2 separate regions of the Homo sapiens genome follow, and region 1 is linked to region 2. A link is a contact called in ENCODE Hi-C or POLR2A ChIA-PET data. All regions are on one chromosome and are shown on one strand. The core of a region is the stretch at or near the end of the contact, and the rest is flanking DNA. Distances in the headings are between cores, read along the strand shown. Region 1 overlaps RNLS (renalase, FAD dependent amine oxidase). Region 2 overlaps LOC105378415 (a long non-coding RNA gene).

The links. A loop is a pair of places that touch in the nucleus more often than their neighbours do. ChIA-PET counts read pairs that join two places held with the same protein, here RNA polymerase II (POLR2A).
Region 1: a loop to region 2 is called in a map of gastrocnemius medialis, with 3 times the contacts of the local background. The contact joins two enhancer-like sites. A Hi-C loop is called at or near these places in 1 of 168 maps with a recorded cell type or tissue (gastrocnemius medialis). POLR2A ChIA-PET finds 5 or more read pairs at or near these places in 1 of 52 experiments (H1).

The regions. Positions count from the first base shown.
Region 1 is chr10:88,473,874-88,477,122 of GRCh38, forward strand. The region is part of intron 4 of RNLS (renalase, FAD dependent amine oxidase); the gene reads right to left. Among named protein-coding and RNA genes, the nearest start is that of RNLS, 110 kb to the right of the region's middle. Within about 2 kb of position 1,303, at least 10 of the 41 ENCODE cell types and tissues checked have a DNase peak (open chromatin) inside an H3K27ac peak, as active enhancers do; they include gastrocnemius medialis, where a contact is called at or near this core.
Region 2 is chr10:88,095,667-88,098,977 of GRCh38, forward strand. All of the region lies in intron 1 of LOC105378415 (a long non-coding RNA gene), which reads right to left. Among named protein-coding and RNA genes, the nearest start is that of PTEN, 230 kb to the left of the region's middle. Within about 2 kb of position 1,990, at least 3 of the 41 ENCODE cell types and tissues checked have a DNase peak (open chromatin) inside an H3K27ac peak, as active enhancers do; they include gastrocnemius medialis, where a contact is called at or near this core.

The sequences.
Region 1 (3,249 bases), core at 53-2,552, 380 kb after region 2:
CCTCCTTCTTTTCCTTTCATAAATGAGTCTTTTCTGCTCCTGGTTGTCAGTGCAGAAGACAGCATGTTCCAGAATATGCAGCTTTCCTTGTTTAATACAATGTTGATGGTTTCTTTCATTAAATTTTAGCATCCTTGTGAAAATCTGGCAAATACTATGATACATGCTATCTCCATTAAATGTATTAAAATAACATTCAATCAGGAAATTAGTTAAGTATTCTCTAAATAAATTATATTTGAGATGCTGCATATAAAATATGGTAATTGTGGGAGCAAATCAAATTATACATAATATTTTAATGTTCTGTTAGATGAAGTTGAATTGAGCAGAAAAAAAAACAACCTTTAGAGCCAGACAGATCTCAGTTTGATTTATGGCTCCAGATTCAGGGAAGTTATTTAGGCTTTCTGAATCCATTATTAAATTCTCATCCATTATCATTGTTTCTGAATGGGGCATAATTGGCATTTGAGGCAGGAGAATTCTTTGTTGCGTGAGGTATTTCTCAGCATTGCATGGCAGTTCCCACACCTATGTCCCTCCTTCTTCTAGCAATTAAATGCTAGCAGCATTCCCACCTCCAGTATTCCCACAACCAAATACCTGGACAAATTTGCAAATGCCCTGTAGGAAGGCGGTGACTCTCCTAGTTCACAGCAAGTGTATTAAATGGATTATAATAATACCTCTTCAAGTTGGAAGGCTTAAATGAGAACATTTTCCTGGCACTTTTGAGTAAACAAAAAGGTAGTTAAGAAAATGTGTTGAGGTCAGTCAGACCTGGGCTCTGTTCCAGCCCTGTCAATAGTGTCTCTGTGTAGCAAATTGCTTAATCTAAACCTGAGCATCTCATCTATAAAATTACAATAGGTGTAATACCTGACTCAGAGGATTATTTGAGGATTCAATGAAGTAACATATGCCAAGCTCTAAGCACTGATCCTGGTGCAGTCAGCTCTTAGTCAAGTTGGCTATAGTTGCTGCCTCATTATTAAGGCCAGACTCCTGAGACTGGGGAAAAGCAGGTAGCAAAGAAATATGATGCCTTGTTTGAGAAGTTTTACAAAAACAGGATATAAAAAGTAGTTGGAGAAAGTAGTCAGCTCCCCCCGGCAACAAGATAGTGGACTGCCATGTATGTTTGAAGGCAGAGGGAAAGTAGACACTGGCGAAACTGAGGCTGAGATCCAAGAAGATAGAAAGGTGACAATGTGAGATGTAATGAAGAAGTCAGGAGGCTTGGGCACACAGGGCGACAGGGCAGCCCTGGCATTCACTGTGGCTTTTCCAAGTATGAAGCTGTTTTTACACATTTGTAGAGTTAGCCCAATTTCATTGGGATTTTCACCTGCTCCACACTTTATTAGTGCCTCACACTAAAAGTGATGGCCAGCAACCAACCGAGCCGCTTTAATGTTATCAAACTCAAGAGAAAGGCATCTGGAACTGAGTGTTCTGGCTAAAAATAAGGAAGCCCAATCTAGTTTGAAATGAAGCAATCTTCTCCCTAAAAATTCTTCCTGGGGCTAGATCTTAGCCTCAGAGCCCTGAAATCTAATAGCAATTTAAGGAACACTTTTTCATTTTCTTCGAGTACATTTTCAATGATCTTTTTAACCCTCAGTTGTCCTTTCTTTTCTTCTAACTTCTATTAGCAGCATTAAAAAACCTTTTCTTTTCGGATTCATTCCAATGTCCTTTCAGTCTCTAATCTCACCTTCCTATGTCAAGAGGTATTTTGCAACACAATTATTTTCCTTCCTAAAAACTGCAGCTGTTCCCTCTACACTCTCTGTGAGGATCCAGAGATCACAGGAAAAACATGGTCTCTGGCTTTTGGGGGGTGGGACTTTGTGTCTTCTTGAGCATTTGGTCAGCCTTTTAAAATTTTTAATTAAGAAAATACAAAATCCATGAAATTAGAAAAATAGTAACATTGATTACAATGGTAATATTGCAGGCTGCATTTCAAAAATTAAAAAATTAAGGGGAAAAATCAAGTTTTAAAAATGATAGTCCTATTCTAAAGCTGCATAGGAAGCAACTGAAAAGTTAAAAATAGCAGAAAAATACTAACTCTTTAGGTAAAGGATCCTCTACAGGACATTACTCTTTGGAGATGTTCTATAAATCCAGGGGTTTATGATTCAGGAGACTCTTCTTACCCTGCCTTCACTTGGAGGTTCACAATGCAGATCCTGGGAGTCCAGAAGACAATAACTTACATGATTTATTTTATATCAGTCCCTTCCAAACCTATCTAAGGAACGGATGTGCTTTTTATGGAATGCCTATTAAAATCTCACAGAACAAATTAATATGTTGAAGAAACAGGATTTACATTTTGTTTTTGTTTTGGTGGTTGTTACTGTTTTTCATTTTCTTAAACTTCTAATGCATTGATGACTTAGATTTTTGTTAAATACAAAAATCATATATTTGGATGTCATGACAATAGCAAATTACTACAGAAGTTTCTAATCACTTTTCAATATCTAATCCATTGTAAACTAATTACACATAGTTTGCTGATGGGCACTGGTCCATGGACCACACCAAGGAGCTATTCTTTTATCCATGCTGTATACCCTTTAATCTTGATGCATATTATGAGGACGGGGACAACAGAGTAAATAAAAAGCTTTTCCCTCTAAAAAGTAGAATAATGGGTACATGACTTATTGAAAAGCAACATTCCTTTATCTTATTCATCAAAGGCACTTTATACACAAACAATCTTGTAATATTTCAAAGCAGAAGTCAGGACAAAATATAAACTACCTCACTAAGTTGATGTTTTAAAAGAACACATGGTCAACAGGAAGCCCCTTTCCCAAAAATATATGTATTTAGCAATAATAAAACAATGGTCAAATTCTTTTCATTATCTCTTTTTAAAAAACCTTCATGAAAGGGTTGAGAGGTAGTTCAGAAGGGCCTGTTTTCCACTCTTCATTTAGCAGGGTGCTGATGTTCATAAAACATGCAAACCCAAACAGCAAAGTCAATGTTGTTCTTATGCAACAAGGCCTGCTGAATTCAAATTTAATTAAATTTATTTAAACAGAGATAAGCTTGTAAATGCTTTATGCTGTGCAGTTTTGCCACAAAAAGTAAGAAAGCGATAATAGTGTGGCCTTTTTTTTTCAAGCAGTTGATCTGCTATATTATAAATGAAACTCAAATTCTTGGATTAACCCAAAACAAGAGTAATTCAAGCAAATTATATTTTTGTATCAATATCAT
Region 2 (3,311 bases), core at 740-3,239:
GTGCAGTCACGGGAACCCAGGCCTTTCTCTTCCTACTGTTATCTTTTAACCCTTCTATGCATTCAAGGGTCAGCTACAAAAATATCAGGGACACCCAAGGCTTTCTGATTTTTAAATGAACCCTGGAACTTGTGGTATCCGTCATCTGAAAAGCTTTGTATTGAAATAAGGCTTATTTTAGAGACGACATGGTTCTAGCCGAAAAGATGTTAAGTCATATTCAGAAAAAAAAAAGATTTAAAATAACAGCTGCTTTGTCATAACCCCCTTCTATCCTCAAAGCCCGGCTCTGGGCAACCGATAAGATACTGTGTACAAGGGCACATGCATGACGTTTTCTAGGAAAACTGGTGGGTGAAAGGCTTCCTGAGAAATTTCACACTGGAAATAAACACTCTTGTAGGGTATGTTTCAAGGAAGATCTTGAAATCTTTTCTTCTGGGTACATGACTCTTGCCCTTTGTTTATAGTTGTCATTAGTTCAGGTGGTCTGAAATGCCTGATGTTGAAAATATTTGCCATTTCGAATTTCCCTTTGGCCGTGAGGGGGTGAAGGGACATCTCCTAGGCTTATAAAGGACAGAATCACATGACTTAGAGAGATGGAATTTGTACCCATTGGCAGAGGTACGGGTCTTTATGGATTTAAAGTGTGTCTATTTACAGAAGCAACCCTGATAGGGATAGTGGTTTCATAATTTTTAAAATGTGCTTTTATTTTTTTTAATAAAAATACAGATTTTGAGAAGCAAATAGCTGACATAAAGTGAGCCAACATTTTAGTCCCCCCTCCCCCGCCACCCCCCCAAAAAAAAGCAGAAAAGAATGAAGGTCTTGGTGATTCTCAATATTATATCTTTTCTTTGGAGTCAGTTATATTTTGGTAACAGTTCTTATTAAAATAATAGCAGACACCATTCTTAATAAAACTTTTTTAAAGCTGGATGAGTCCCTAAGGGAATTGCTAATGGTAAGAAGTATAAAAAATACTTCACTGAACCTGTTTTTAAATTCTCTAATGTTTAAATTCTCCTACTCTCTCAACATGCAGCTTCTCCCAGAAGAATGCCTCACCTTTAAAATTTGTCTTAATAATATGAAATATCAAGTCACTTTTACTCTTCATTTTTAATTTTAACATTAAATACGCCTTTTCCCTCTCATAGTTTTTACAGTTAATATACTTGGAATTATGTTGGAGAAATGTAATTTTGGTTTTATTTCTTTCAGAATTCGCTAATGTAAAAAATGCATTTTGAAAAATATTAGACTTACTGAGAGGTCAAATTTTTTCTTCAGTTTTTCAGAAGATGGAAGCAGTGGAATAGAATACTATTCTTCCCCAACTTGCATTAGGTGTTAAATAGCACTCTTTTTCTACTTTCCTGTTTACTTGTCGTATCTTTCCATCTATCACTCTTAGTTTGTGACTTCTATTATCAAGGATACCTCATGGTCTAAGAAGGCTGCTGAAGCTCCAGTCATTATTTTGGAGGTCTAGTTGGGCAATAGGAAGGAGAACTTCCTGAAGGACCTATTAATAACTTCTGCTTAGATCCCATTGGCCACCGCTGGCTGATGTGATGTGATGTGATGTGGATGATGTGATGTAATGTAATGTAATATATTTTTTCAGCTGGGAACATTGCCCAAGATTCTGTAGGTAAGAATAAAGAAAGAATGGATTACCAACGGAAGTCTCTGTCACAATGTCTGTGCTTTAGTCTGGCAAAGCTAAATTAAGCTGCAGCAACAAAGTAACCCCCAAATCCTGGTGACCTGATGCAACAAAGACATCTTTCTTGTTCATGAATTGCCTGATGTAAACCCAGTGGCTCTCCAGTGTAGTTCTCCAAGTGATGACTACCTCCTTTTAAGGTCCCTGCTTCTCAGCAGTGGCTTCTGGGATGCTAAGGTAAGAGAAGATAAAACTGGAGAGTCTCACAAAAGCTTTTCACTGCCCCAGACTGGAAATGACACACAGCACTTCTACTTACAGCTCTTTGGCCAAATCTAGTCTTGGAGTCCTTCCCAACTGCAATGGGCCTAGGAAGTATCATCTTCCTTGTGCCCAGGAAAGATCCTGTGATGATGACTTCTCTGTTTATGTAATTGAGTTCTATTTCCAAACTAAGACAATTATGTTACATAGATTCTGAAGCAATATAATATCCTGTTTTCAGCAACCTTTCACTAAGTGGTTACTACTTGCCAATGCATGGTGTCAGATGCTAGGGGAACAGACATGAAAAAGACACCAAGTCCCTTTCAAGGAACTTATTGATTAATAAAGGAGACATAAGCACACCTGAAGAATAATAAGGACAATAATAAAGTAAAAATAAGGTGCTATGGAGATTGAAGTTTGGGAAGATTTCTTCTAGTTGATGCCCAAGGAAAGGTTTCTGGAGGAGGTGATATTTAAAAGGGGTCTTGAAAGACTGGTAGAATTAACCTAGGTGATGTGGTTCAATCAACAGTGTCTCCTTCAAGAACTTTTCTGAATTAGTAGATATGTTGGGCTAAAATTTCAGTGCTGTCGGTGCCTAGCTATTTGATCTTGAACAAGTTTTTCTCCTCTGTAAGATGAGAGAGTTGGTGAAAATGGTCTCTATTCTCTCTTTCATCTCTGATAGTCTATCATTCTTCAATTTTTTAATTAACATTCTGAAAGCTTGGTACAGACAAAAAAAACTTTCAAAACAAAAATACATTTGATGCTTATTGAATACACTTAGAAAACAGAGAAAAGTAAAAGAGAAATCTTAATATCAGGCAATATTCACTCTCATTCACTCATTTTATTGCAGTTTCTTCTGGAATTTTTCATACATAGATTTAAATATTTTGCTTTAGTTTGTTTTGAACACAGTTGACATATAGAGCATAGGCTATACTAGAGCACTCTTTTTTTTTTTTTTTGAGATGAAGTCTTACTCACTCTGTTGCCCAGGCTAGAGCGCAGCGGTGAGACTTCAGCTCACTGCAACCTCCGCCTCCTGGGTTCAAGCAATTCTCCTGCCTCAGTCTCTTGAGTAGCTGAGATTATAGGCATGCGCCACCATGCCCGGCTAATTTTTAGTAGAGGTAGGCTTTCATCATGTTGGCCAGGCTGGCCTCGAACTCCTGATCTCAAGTGATCCGCCCACCTCATCCTCCTAAAGTGCTGGGATTACAGGCATGAACCACCACGCCCAGCCTAGAGCACTCTTTATTCTCTTAGTGAACTATAATGATTATCTCTTCAATGTTATTTCTCCTCTGTTAGAAACATCAGAAAGTATGTTAAGTATGATATTCAGGTTCATTTC